Linked DNA regions of Homo sapiens: regions 2, 3 and 4 are each linked to region 1. Evidence: chromatin contacts called from ENCODE Hi-C or POLR2A ChIA-PET data. All regions are on one chromosome and are shown on one strand. The core of a region is the stretch at or near the end of the contact, and the rest is flanking DNA. Distances in the headings are between cores, read along the strand shown. Region 1 has its middle 64 kb from the start of CARTPT. Region 2 has its middle 42 kb from the start of MIR4803. Region 3 overlaps MAP1B (microtubule associated protein 1B). Region 4 overlaps MAP1B (microtubule associated protein 1B).

Region 1 (3,067 bases), core at 256-2,755:
GAGTTTTAGAAATGGCTGGCTTGTTTTATTACCAGTTAATAGCATTTGTATTTGTGCTTTTGCAAATAACCATGAGAAATCAGTCATCAGGCATGAATGATATGAGAAAATTAAGGACAAGGTCCTAAAAAATGGGCTGGGGATGAGGACTACGGTTCAGTAACTGGATCAAGCGTGTGAAGACTCAGGGGAAAGAATTTACATGGGGTATATGCTGTTCAAGAAGGACTAAAATTCGGGGCCAGATGCTACTGCATCTCCTCCTCCCCCACCACACACACACATTCGAAGGGCTATGGAGGGCACCTTTTTTCTTTAGGGAAAATTATCCCATTTCATTCATCCTACAAACATGAGGAGTGGCTGTGTTTTCAGAAGTGCCAATGAAAATCCCAAGTCCTGGGTCTCTGAGAGATACTTTCTTATGTGGTTAAGAAGAATCAGGATGCATAAACTTGAATCCTTTCTCTACCATTTATTTGCTCTAAGATCTTGGGCAAGTTATGTAAAGTTCTCTCTGTTTTCTATCTGTTAAATGGAAATAAAAATGATACCAGTTGTATGGGTTGTTGTTGAGATTAAATAAAGAACTGCTGGTAAAGTGCTTTTTACATTATCTGCCAAGCAGAAAGGGCTCAATGCATTTTAAATAAGTAAATATATATCCCTGAGTAAAGCAGGGAGGAACCAGCCCAGCCAATGGCTTCCCTGTTTTCAAAACCACCCTGCTTGTCCTTCCAGAGGAATAAGACCAAATTCCTGGGGATTTTGGTTCACTCCTTGGTCAGCAACCCTGCAGATTTATTTTTTCTAGTCATTTCAGGCTCTGTGTCTAATGATGCCAAGTTACCTGGCTTTATGGTGAGTATGAAGCTGAACGCTAACTGCGGAAACTCCCCGGGCCAGGCAAAGCCTTGGAAAGTGAAAGTGGCTGTGAAGGCAAAGGTGCCACCTGGTCTTTCCCTAGGGAGAGCAAGACCCCAAACTGATCCTTATCATGAGATTCTGGGTACTGAGGTGAACTTGGGCTTGCAGCTTTGCAGTGAGTTTGGAGCCCACCTCTTTGAAGGCAGATTTCATGCATGCTTTCTTTGTGTAAAGTATTTTGAGAAAGTAGATGTATTTGAAGATGTTAATTTGGGCAGAGGACTATCCTCAGGTAATGCTGGGTGCACTTGTGGGAGTGGGGCCAAGCACCAGCTACTGCAGATAAATGTGCTGGCTCTGATCTCTGGTACCTCTGTTGAGTGACAAGCTCTTACAGAAACAAAGGAAGTGGCGGTATAGCAGGGACAGTCCCTTGTGGGGACTGTAAATGGCTGAGACTGCTACCATCTGCTCTTCTCGATTCAAATATTTAACAGGAGGTTGAAAACACAGAAGTTCCCATGAAATTACCAGTTTTTTTCCCCCGAACTTAATTTCTGTCAAGGAGAGGGAGGGGTCCCTTGTGTTAAACGTCTGCTTTTCAGTTTTCGAGACTGCCAGGAGATGGCGCCAGGGCTTGGTTCTTAATGGGTTCCTTGGCGCACCAAAGAAAAGACATGCTCGGCGTGGGGATGGAGGCCTCCGTCTCGGCGTTTCCATGTAACTCGTTTCTCAGGATATCTGAACAGAAACCCTGGCCTTGACATTCCTTGGGTTAAATGGGCTTCTTTTTTCATCTGGCCGGGAATTGAGTTTCTGGTCATGGCGCGCTACATTTTCAGTCATCGATTCTCCTCAGAGGGTCGCACGACTGATGTTGTCTCTGGACATATGCTAATAAGAAACCAGAGAGAGCTTGGAGAGGGATTTTGAATGCATTAGAACTTTCCAGCGTGTTGCATAAAAAATAGAAAGTAGAGGTCATGTTATTTGGGAAATAGTAGACGTGTTGTATCATACCGTTTTTTTTTTTCTTCTTTTCAGACCCTTTTCACTGATCTGTTGCTCTTAGCCCAGAAAACGGTATAGCTGATGCCAGAAATTACAGCACGTTCTGCTAGGAAGTGTTTACACTTCAGGGCTGAACTCCTAGCACGATTAATAAACATCACCACCACAACATAAGAACGACTGAGCATGTGGTACCTATCCGCTCATTTAACCCTTACAGTAATCTGGGATATGTCCTTTATGATGTACTTTTTTCAGGCTAGAAAACTGAAGCTTAGGTTCAATAATTTGCCTAAAGTCATTCAACGTGTGATCAGAAGAGTAGAGATTGAAACTCAGACCATCTGACTCCAGGCCCACAAGGTTGTCCCCGGCACCCTACTAGAACAGCAATTTTGGGGGTAACGGGGCACCCCGGAGGCAGTGCTCAGTGGTTCCAGGTAGCTTGGTGTGCAGAGAGGCACCCAGGTATAGAGATGTGGTAGTCGTTTAGTGTTCACTGTGTCATGTGAGCGCTGTGTCATGTCCTGTGGCTTCTCTCAACACCGTGTGCAGAATCCAAACTTCCCCAGGCCTGCAAGCTCTGAGCTCTGTTCCCCTCTCCTATCCTGCTTGGTCACCCTCCAGGCATCTTTCTCCTTCCAGAACTTGCCAAGCCCATTTCTGCCTCAGGCTCTTTGCACCTGAGCTCTCTTCCCTTAACTCCTCACTGGCTGGCTCTTTTTCCTCAGGGCTCAGCGCAGACAGCCCTTTCTCACCCCATGATGTAAGGAGGCTCCCTCTGCCTCAAGGCCTCCTGACTCCTCACTCTGTTTTATTCCTTTATCGCACTTGTAATGATCTCTAAGTATCTTGTTTGCCTGGGTATCGTCTGTTTTTCTCTCATTGGAATGTAAACTCCATGAGGAGGGGATTGGACAGTCTGGTTCATTGCTGTATTCCTGGAACCTAGAACATGCCAGAAACAAAGGAGGTGCTTAATAAACATTTATTGAATAAATATGATGGGGGAATGTGATAAAAGCAGCAGGAGTTGTGGTCCCACCTGTCAGGAGGCTCACAGGACAACGAGAGAGCCCAGGTTGGCATGAAACAACTGAAGATCAATCATGGCAAGGGTGGTAGTGGCCCAGAATAGTGGTCACAAAAACAGATTCTGGGGCTTACCCACCTTGGGAGGCTGAGGCAG
Region 2 (3,067 bases), core at 381-2,880, 430 kb after region 1:
ACTGGGAGGTGAAGGGAAGGAACAATTAAAATTATTGCTTAAAAAAAAGAAAAAAAAAAGGATAGCTGGGTGCAGTGCTACATGCCTGTGATCCCAGTACTTTGGGAGGCCAAGGTGGGAGAATCATTTGAGCCCGGAAGTTCAAGGCTGTAGTGAACCATGATTGTGCCACTGCACTCCAACCTGGGCAACAGAGAGAGACTCTGTCTCTAAAAAAAAAAAAAAAAAAAAAGAAAGAAAAGATAGACCAGACCAGAACCTGTCATATTCAGCAATTGTGCTCAGTACCTATCTTTTTCTTAGTTCCTTGCTCACTGTTACAGAATATCCTCTATCTAACATAATATGTTGTGGATTTGACTCACACCCAGGAACTAGCAGTTGTTGGGAAAAAGTGATTATATATGTAGCAAAGAATACCTAACAAGAGGAGGATTTCCTCCCTGTCATTCAAATGATTATTACACATTTACCCTGTACCTGGCAGTAGGTTATATTACAAGATATAACCTAACTGCTGCCCTAACTGATTGGGGGAAGACAGACCAGCAGAGGCAATGATACCACATCGTGATGGGGGCTCCTAAAATTCAAGAGCGAGCTTAGGTGACCATAGGAAAAGCACCGCAAATGATGTCTCGGCTGAGCTCTGGAGTGTGTGTGTGTGTGTGTGTGTGTGTGTGTGTGTGTGTGTGTGTGCATTGGTTGGACCAAAAGTAAATTCCAGGCAGAGACAAGAGCTCACACAGGGTCTCAGCAGAGAGCAGGATCAGCATATGTTAAGGAGCACAGACTGCTCACAATGGCAGCATGTAAATGGGGGAGGCCCTGGCACTTCAGTTTCCCACCATGTGGCCACAAAAAACATGCCCATAAGGTTCTTAATAGAGACCTCCAAGACTGGGCCCTGCCTGTCTGCAGAGATGGTCCTTTAGCCTCAAAAGACCCCAGCAGCCTGTCCTGAGTTATTATGATATCCCTCTGTGTGTCATATCCACTCCTTTTGATCTTAACATTTCCCCTCCAAACCATGGGGCTACATTGAATGGTCCTATCAGAAATCACTGCTTGCTAAGAGGGATTCTGAAATCCCTCCAGAAATTAAAGGGTTAAGCATGTGAGCACTCAGGGTGGGAAATCATCACTTACAGATTTTAATTTCATCTATCAGACTCAAATTAAATAGTAAATAAGTTGTTTTCTATTCCACTGCCAAATTGTTCAGTTCCAGGAAGCCTTCCTTCTGGCCTGAAGCCAGGGTGGCCAACTATCTTGGTTTGCTCAGGACTGCCCTGATTTCAGCACTGAAAGTCCTGTGTCCCAGAAAACCCCTCAGTCCCTGGGAACCAGTGAGGGCTAGTCACCCTACCTGAACCCTGCCCTGCTGTTTACATCCCCTTCTCCCCCCATCTAGGCACAATGGAGGGGGAAAAGTTGGCGGCAGCTTTCCTTCAGTTTCTTTTTTCCTATCTTCTGAGAAAATCAACAAAGGTCTGTTGAGGTCCTGTGATCATATTTTCTCTCTCTTCTTAATTGTACCGCTCATTCTGGATGATTTTCTATATCCCTACAATGCTTTTTTTAACACACTCCTGACTCATGAATTCTTGGTCCCTTGCATAATTCCAGAACTATTTCCTCTTTGATCTTGTATTGTATGCCTTGGAAATTCACCGGAGCCATATATGCAGTTTTGGTCACACCTAGTTCGTTTAATATGAGCAGTTCTTCTGGATACTTCTCCAGGGGTTACTGGCAATGTTTTCACAGATGGTGGAGCAGGGCTTCTGAGGTCTGCTTGATTCACAGGGAGATCTCGCCGTACACCAACAGACACAGCTCTATTTCATGGCTCAGATTGTCCCCACTAAAACCAGAAATGCATGCTGCTTTAATGCAGTCTCAGGAATTTAAATGCCATGTGTAAACTGATGATTTTTATAGTTATATCTGCAGCCTGTACATCATCCCTTACCTCCAAATTCATATATCCAGTGCCCATTAAAATCTCCATGTGGATATCCAATAGGAGTCTTTAAAATACCCTAAACCAAATGTAACATGTCCCCAAACAAACCCCTGATCTCCATTTGCAAACTGCTTCTCTCCTAGGCTTTTCTACCTCAGTAAATGGCAAATACATATTCTTGTTGTTCAGGCCAAAAATTTTGGCCCATCAGCAAATCAACTGGCCGGCAAGTACTGCTGGCTTGACCTTCAAAATATATCAGTCTGATACCTTCTCCTCACATTCACGGTTACTACCCTTGTCCAAGTCAATCATTTCTCTCCTGGTTTATTGCAGGAGCATCCTAATTGACCTTCCGGTTTCCTATCTTTGCCCTCCTAGCTTATTCTCCATGTTGCAGCTACAGTAGAGTAATCCTCTAAAAATGTTAAGTCAGATCATGCCACCCATGCTCAAAGCTCTTGAGTAAGTTCTCATCTTAGAGTAAAAGCCAATGTCTTTACTGATGGGCTAAGAAGGCTTACACAATTCATTCCTCCTCTACCCCTTCTCTCCGACTTCATTTCCCACTTCTTTCCACCTTACACATTCTGCTCCAGCCATACTGGCCTCCTTGCTATTCCTCAGGCATTCAGCCTTTCATCTCAAGGCCTTTATGCTATTTCCTTTGCTCAACATGCATTTTCTCCAGGTGATTCCACGGTTTTCAATCTCACCCATGTGGGTTTTTGTTCAAATGTCATTTTCTCAGGAAGGCCTTCCCTAACCACCTTATCTTAAGTTGCAATCTCCACCATTTACCTAGCACTCTCTTTTTCTCTACCTTCCTGGTCTCCATATGACTATTATTTTTGTGATCAAGGTTGGGGCAAAGCCCAGTGTGGTGGCTCACACCTGTAATCCCAGCACTTTGGGAGGCCAAGGCGGGTGGATCACTTGAGGTCAGGAGTTTGAGACCAGCCTCACCAACGTGGTGAAACCTCGTCTCTAGTGAAAATACAAAAATTAACCAGGCGTGGTGGTGCGTACCTGTAATCCCAGCCACTCAGGAGGCTGAGGCAGGAGAATCCAGCCTGGGTAACAGAGTGAGACTCTGTC
Region 3 (3,067 bases), core at 181-2,680, 400 kb after region 1:
ACTGTTGCTATGGAGAGTCACTGGGTATTTTGGAGCCCAGTGTGACATAAGAACTTGGTTGAAGCCAAGAGTCCCTGGTCACCCAGGCCAGAGGAGTTGCTATCACTCCACTTTCCACTTCCTTTATTATAGTTGAGCGCTTTTGAGATAGAGTTGCTTCTCGGACATGAAAGCAGCCAAAGTCCCTGGGAACCTTCATTGTTTGCAGCGTCCCTTCTACCCACACTTTGAGCATCTCTGTGACTGTATCCTGTTTTTGTAAATGGAGATATAATTCAAGGACCATAAAATTCATCCCTTTAAAGTGTGTAATTTGGTGGTTTTTAGTGTATTTACAAAGTTTTGCAACCATCACCCTTATCTAATTCTAGAATACGTCTATCACGCCCCAAAAGCCCTGAGCTCATCAGCAGTCGGTCTCCATTCTTCCCCGATGCCGACAACTGCGAACCTGCCTGTCCTGATTTGCCAATTCTGGACATTTCATATAAATATAATGATATACTATGTGGCCTTGCGTGTCTGGCTTATTTTAGCCTAACAGTTTCAAGGTTCATCCATGTCGTAGCATGTGTCAGTACTGCATTCGTTTCCAGGCTGAACAGTGCCAGTGTATGGATAGCCCACATCTGTGTATCCATTCCTCAGTTGACGGACACTTGAGTTGCTTCCACTTTTTGGCTGTTGTGATGTCACCTGTCATGACTGACTTCTGCCTGCTTTAGATCAGCAGGACCTCTGACAATCCATGAAGGTGTGAAGCTGAGGAAAGTGATGGGATAGCAATCTCTGTTACTAACAGAATCGGGAAGTAATTACAGCTTGAAAAAAGCTGGAGAATTACAGCCTGGGCAACATGGTAAAACCCTGTCTCTACCAAAAATACAAAAAATTAGCCGGGCATGGTGTTGCATGCCTGTGGTCCCAGCTACTCAGGAGGCTGAGATGGAGGATTGTTTGAACCCAGGAGGCAGAGGTTGCAGTGAGCCGAGATGGCGCCACTGCACACTGCACTCCAGCCTGAGCAACAGAGTGAGACCCTGTCTCAAAAGGAGAAAAAAAAAAAAAAAAGCTGGAAAATTAATATATGTCCAGGCAAACTGCCCGGAAGAGTTGTGAGAAAGGAAAAATATGGAATTTTATAAAAGGAATCCAGGCTTGCCTGTGGAGCAGATGGGGCTGAAACAATTACTTAGGTACATGTGTTTTTTGCATGATTACACTGTGGGGTTCTTGGGTAAGGGGTCATGGTCTGTTTACTTTTGTATCCTCCCCTCAGTGCCTAACATGATGCCTGGCAAGTAGGATGTGCTGAACATTCATGAACTGGGCTCAGAATGGATACCTTGGTGCTTAGAGTGGTGTTTGCTGAAGGACAGCTGGCTTCCTGCCACTGAAAAGTGCACAGAGAGTTCCTTAGCGCAAACCATGTGCAATTATCTCAAAGATTGCTATTTAGGGGCAGCCTTTTCTTTATATTCAATGTCAAGCACCTTACTGATGCCACTGGAGACTGCCGTGGAGCTGTGTGTGTGCTTGCTGCACGCCTTGGAAGGGCATATGGGAGGGGTTGGTTTGGGACCCTAGTTTGGAACACCGTGCTTACTGAGGAGGCCACTGGGGAACCTGGACTGTACATGGTGATTCAGCCTGTGAGATAGTTCCGTCTTCCCTGGTTTCGCAGACCACGTGCTGCTAGCAGACATTTCTAACAGCTGTGGAACAAATGATTACCAGCTGTGAAGACTGCTTTGAAAAAGAGGAGGAAACTAGGGGGAGAAAGTCAACTATCGCTACTGTCGTGATTGTAGAGAAACTTTGAAAATGGCATTCTTGGGCAAACTGATAACTACACTTATTGGCTTTGTGGATGATCCTACAGCCAGGGATCCATTCAACCCTCCCGTGCTCTTCTGGCCTCCAGGAGAAATTAGACCTTTGGGGAATGAATGCTTTTTGCTGGTAATAAACTCCCATGGCTCCGAAGGCTAGCCCTGTCCTGAAGGTGGGATGGCAGCACTGCCCATGGCTCAGGGCCTACGTTCTGTGCTTTATTTCAGGTGCGCTTAATGATCACTGATGCTGCCCGACACAAGCTGCTCGTGCTGACCGGGCAGTGCTTTGAAAATACCGGAGAGCTCATTCTCCAGTCCGGCTCTTTCTCCTTCCAGAACTTCATAGAGATTTTCACCGATCAAGAGGTAGGTTCGTGTCTGAGAATATCTGTGCTTCTAGTGGCTTGGTTGCCTTAGGTTCCTCTTTGAGAGCACTGGGGGAGACAAAAGAAGAAGGGAGGGAACCTCACAGCTCTCCTGAAATAAGCAAAACTGCATGATCCAAAATACTTTATTTCTATGGCTCATTGCCAAAAGAATTTAGAGCACTCATTTACAATTAATTGGAATCATTCTTAATGTGCCTGAGATATAGATGGGAGGGGTTGGAACAGTCAACACTTTACAGATGGTAAAAATGATGGAGAAACTTGAAATGTCAGAGCCCAAAAGAAAACCTGCGTTTCCTGTTTTCTGAAATAATACTCCAAAGATATCTGGGGCTTTTGGCACCTCGTTTTCCAGGCCTAATTATTTCAGATTTCTTTTACTTTAATGCCTGGCCCCAGTGTTTGAACTTGGGCTGTTTGAACAGCCCACAAAAGAGAGAGGGCTTTACAAAAGGAGCCACGTAGGAAAATGGGGCACGTCTGTGACCCAAGAAAAAGATGGCTAAAGTAGCTGGACTGAAGCTGGATCATTCATATTTCTAATGCGTATCTTATTCAAAGATGACACATATAAAGTGTTGAAAACTGTGTGAAGTTAGTCGTATTTTGTAAAATGAGATCAAAGATTTTGATATGCTTATTTCTGCTTGGGAATTTATCCTGGCTGGGAAACTTTCCAAAGTAATGCACCTTGTTTATCTAGCTTACATGTTTATAGCAATTACAGAAACAATTCAGACCCATCCCCATAGCAGGTTGGGGCCTGCCTGTGGCCGATAGCAGATTTCTACATGGAGGGACTGAGGGATGTTCTGATAAGAAGAGTCCCCACATCTGTTTAAA
Region 4 (3,067 bases), core at 229-2,728, 370 kb after region 1:
AAGTGTATTCCTCAAAGCTGGCTTCTCTATGCATATTTGGTTTTTCTTCCTGAATATTGATGTAGCCACTTGAGTGCGCCACTGGGAGGAAAATCCTTAGCAGGATTAAGTTTATTTTAGGATTTGGCTGTGTGTATGTGTCTGAGTGGGTATATCATGTGGGATCTCATTTTCCAGAATAAGAGCTAGGCCTAGGCCATTTCCGCATCTTTTACATACCTAGGTTTTTACCCATTTTTTGAAATTGGGCTGATATTAAGTCCCATTTAGCTTTTACAAAAATAAATATGTTGACTTGGTGTGCAATATAAACAGAATGGCCCATTTAAAACAGCACCATAGTTTCCTAGGTCTTGATATCTGCTATTTTTACTTTATTAGATATGAATTACTGACTCAGAATCCATTTAATATTTTATACCGTTATTACTCAGAAAACCTAATTTGCATTCTTGTCTCTCATGTTTTAAATTTTTCTCTGGTGGTAACTGGCATGTATTAATATTTTAAGCATCACCGACTGGCTGCAAGCCGAAATGACCCCAAACATTCTGGAACTACCTGTTCTGCCTAATTTGCCAGTGAGGGATAACTTAAGCCCAGAGAGGGCTGCATATAGGACAGATTTTTTCCTTAAGCACCCATAACTTTCTTTTTTAACTTTTATTTTAAGTTCAGGGTACAAATGCAGGTTTGTTACATAGGTAAATGTGTGTCATGGGGGTTTGTTGTACAGATTATTTCATCACCCAGGTGTTAAGCCTAGTACCCATTAGTTATTTTTCCTGATCCTCTGCCTCCTCCCACCCTCCACCCTCCGATAGGCCCCAGTGCGTGTTGTTCCCCTCGATGTGTCCATGTATTTTCATCATTTAGCTCCCACTTGTAAGTGAGAACATACAGTATTTGGTGTTCTGTTCCTGCATTAGTTTGCTAAGGATAATGGCCTCCAGCTCCATCCATGTCCCTGCAAAGGACATGATCTCACTCTTTTTTATGAAGCAGCCATAATTTTCTTGCATCCTAATAGTGCAGCAGTTGGTGTCTGGGTAGGTCAGCTGTGGAGGTGATGCACAGCAGAGTTAGCGGGCAGCTGTTGAGTGCCATGTTTACAAAGCTTTGGATAAATGGGGGTGTCTTGGTCCATTTTGTGTTGCTATAAAGGAATACCTGAGGCTGGATTGTTTATGTAAAAAAAGAGGGGGTTTGGCTCATGGATCTGCAGGCTGTACAAGAAGCCTGGCGTTGGCATCTGCTTGGCTTCTGGTGGGGGCTTTTGTGTTTCATCAAGACATGGAGGCAAAGGTCAAAGTGAAAGTGGGCATATTTGAAGAGGGACCAAACAGAAGGAAGAATCTTGCTTTATAACAACCCACTCTCCTGGGAACTAATCCCATCTTGCCAGAACCAGGACAAACTCACTTCATGAGAACAGCACCAAGCCATTCATGAGGGATCTGCCCCCATGACCCAGACCCCTCCCACTAGGCCTCACCTCAGACACCCTCACATTGGGGATCAAATTTCAACATGAGATTTGGCAAGAACAAACAAGTCATGTCCAAAGCATTGCAGTGGGGAAGTCATTGATCATAGAACATAAAGTGAAGAAAACAGGACCAAAATATTGTGTTTCCACTGTGCCCTCAACTATGTAAAAAAATGGCTATGTGGAAAAAGTACTGGAAGGAAACATGGTCAAAGATGAACAAGGATGATTGTCTCTGGGTAAAGTGATTAGACACCTCTGCTTGCTGCTTCTTCATTTGTGGCATCCATATTGTCCACAATGGGTGTGGATTTGTTTTCATAATTTTTTAGAGGGTTTTAAAGAAAAACTGTCTCTGTGAGACTGAAATAGGTGTGGTCCCAAACTGGCAGTGCTGAGCTGGGCTCACCCAGGGGCCAGCCTCTCTCTCTGTGTTTTTTACAGTTCCCTCCCTGTTCTTTAGATAGTAAATAATCATTGTGTCATCACTGGGTTGTGTTTTTAATCACTTTTGACATTTCACAGTGATTCCTTTTTCTAAACACATTTTTATTTTTAGATAACTTTAGATTTACAGACCAGTTGCAGAGATAGTACAGAGAGTTCTTGTTTCCCCTTCACCCTGCTTCCCCTACTGTTAGCAACTTACATAACCGTGCTACTTTTTATCAAAACTAAGAAATTAACATCCTGTTAGTTAAACTACATGGCAGATTTTTTCCTGATCTCTCCAGGTTTTCCACTGAATGTCCTTTTACCATGCCATGATCCAATGCGGTATCCCACATTGTATTTAGATTGTGGTTCTTTCTAAAGGTGCACACCAGAACAGCATTCTAGCAGGGTGTGTTCCTAAATTATCCTATCTATGGATATGTTTTTTTTTACGTAAAAAGTAGATGTTTTTTTCCTCCAGGAGTGGAGAGAGGGACACAGTGAAGCAATTGGCCTCTAGCTCTTTGAAATAAATGGGATTCCTTGTTCTGCAAAACCTGGGGTCGGACCCCGTTCACTCCCCTTCCTACCCTGAGCATTATGTGGACTGACACCAGGTCTGTGAAGGAAAAACTGAAGAATAAAGAAAGCATTTGGAAAATCCCATGGTTGTTTTATTTTATTTTATTTTATTAGACAGAGTCTCACTCTGTCACTCAGGCTGGAGTGCAGTGGCGCAATCTCGGCCCACTGCAACCTCCACCTCCTGGGTTCAAGCAATTCTCCTGCCTCAGCCTCCTGAGTAGCTGGGATTATAGGCACCCGCCAACACGCGCAGCCAGTTTCTGTATTTTTAGTAGAGATGGGGTTTTACTATGTTGGCCAGGATAGTCTTGAACTCCTGACCTCGAGTGATTCACCCAGAATGCTGGGATTACAGGCATGAGCCACCGTGCCTGGCCCCATGGTATTTTTATAGCATTTCTTATAAATCAACCAAGTTTCTTGAAAACAATAATTTTTGTTCAGAAGTACTGTTGTGAGTGAGGAGAACATTGTGCAGCTCAGCCTGTGGACATACAGTGGCTGCAGCGTGGGCCCCAGGCTGCTCTCATGCTCGCTGGGCCTGCTGGGTCTGCTGGG

Evidence for each region. A loop is a pair of places that touch in the nucleus more often than their neighbours do. ChIA-PET counts read pairs that join two places held with the same protein, here RNA polymerase II (POLR2A). Pooled maps may share reads with other maps.
Region 2: a map of prostate gland shows a loop between it and region 1 (4-fold over the local background). The contact joins two enhancer-like sites. A Hi-C loop is called at or near these places in 2 of 168 maps with a recorded cell type or tissue (ascending aorta and prostate gland) and 4 of 50 pooled maps.
Region 3: a loop to region 1 is called in a map of posterior cingulate gyrus, with 2.8 times the contacts of the local background. The contact joins two enhancer-like sites. A Hi-C loop is called at or near these places in 2 of 168 maps with a recorded cell type or tissue (dorsolateral prefrontal cortex and posterior cingulate gyrus), 2 of 37 single-sample maps with no recorded cell type and 9 of 50 pooled maps.
Region 4: a loop to region 1 is called in a pooled map, with 2.7 times the contacts of the local background. The contact joins two enhancer-like sites. A Hi-C loop is called at or near these places in 1 of 37 single-sample maps with no recorded cell type and 1 of 50 pooled maps. POLR2A ChIA-PET finds 5 or more read pairs at or near these places in 2 of 52 experiments (Panc1 and SK-N-SH).

Annotation. Positions count from the first base shown.
Region 1 is chr5:71,781,611-71,784,677 of GRCh38, forward strand. No RefSeq gene overlaps it. Among named protein-coding and RNA genes, the nearest start is that of CARTPT, 64 kb to the left of the region's middle. Within about 2 kb of position 1,506, at least 10 of the 41 ENCODE cell types and tissues checked have a DNase peak (open chromatin) inside an H3K27ac peak, as active enhancers do; they include ascending aorta and prostate gland, where a contact is called at or near this core.
Region 2 is chr5:72,209,797-72,212,863 of GRCh38, forward strand. No RefSeq gene overlaps it. Among named protein-coding and RNA genes, the nearest start is that of MIR4803, 42 kb to the left of the region's middle. Within about 2 kb of position 1,631, at least 15 of the 41 ENCODE cell types and tissues checked have a DNase peak (open chromatin) inside an H3K27ac peak, as active enhancers do; they include ascending aorta and prostate gland, where a contact is called at or near this core.
Region 3 is chr5:72,184,554-72,187,620 of GRCh38, forward strand. MAP1B (microtubule associated protein 1B) reads left to right here. Exons shown (of 7, transcript NM_005909.5): 4 at 2,061-2,201. Among named protein-coding and RNA genes, the nearest start is that of MIR4803, 17 kb to the left of the region's middle. Within about 2 kb of position 1,431, at least 3 of the 41 ENCODE cell types and tissues checked have a DNase peak (open chromatin) inside an H3K27ac peak, as active enhancers do.
Region 4 is chr5:72,149,848-72,152,914 of GRCh38, forward strand. The region is part of intron 2 of MAP1B (microtubule associated protein 1B); the gene reads left to right. Among named protein-coding and RNA genes, the nearest start is that of MIR4803, 18 kb to the right of the region's middle. Within about 2 kb of position 1,479, at least 4 of the 41 ENCODE cell types and tissues checked have a DNase peak (open chromatin) inside an H3K27ac peak, as active enhancers do.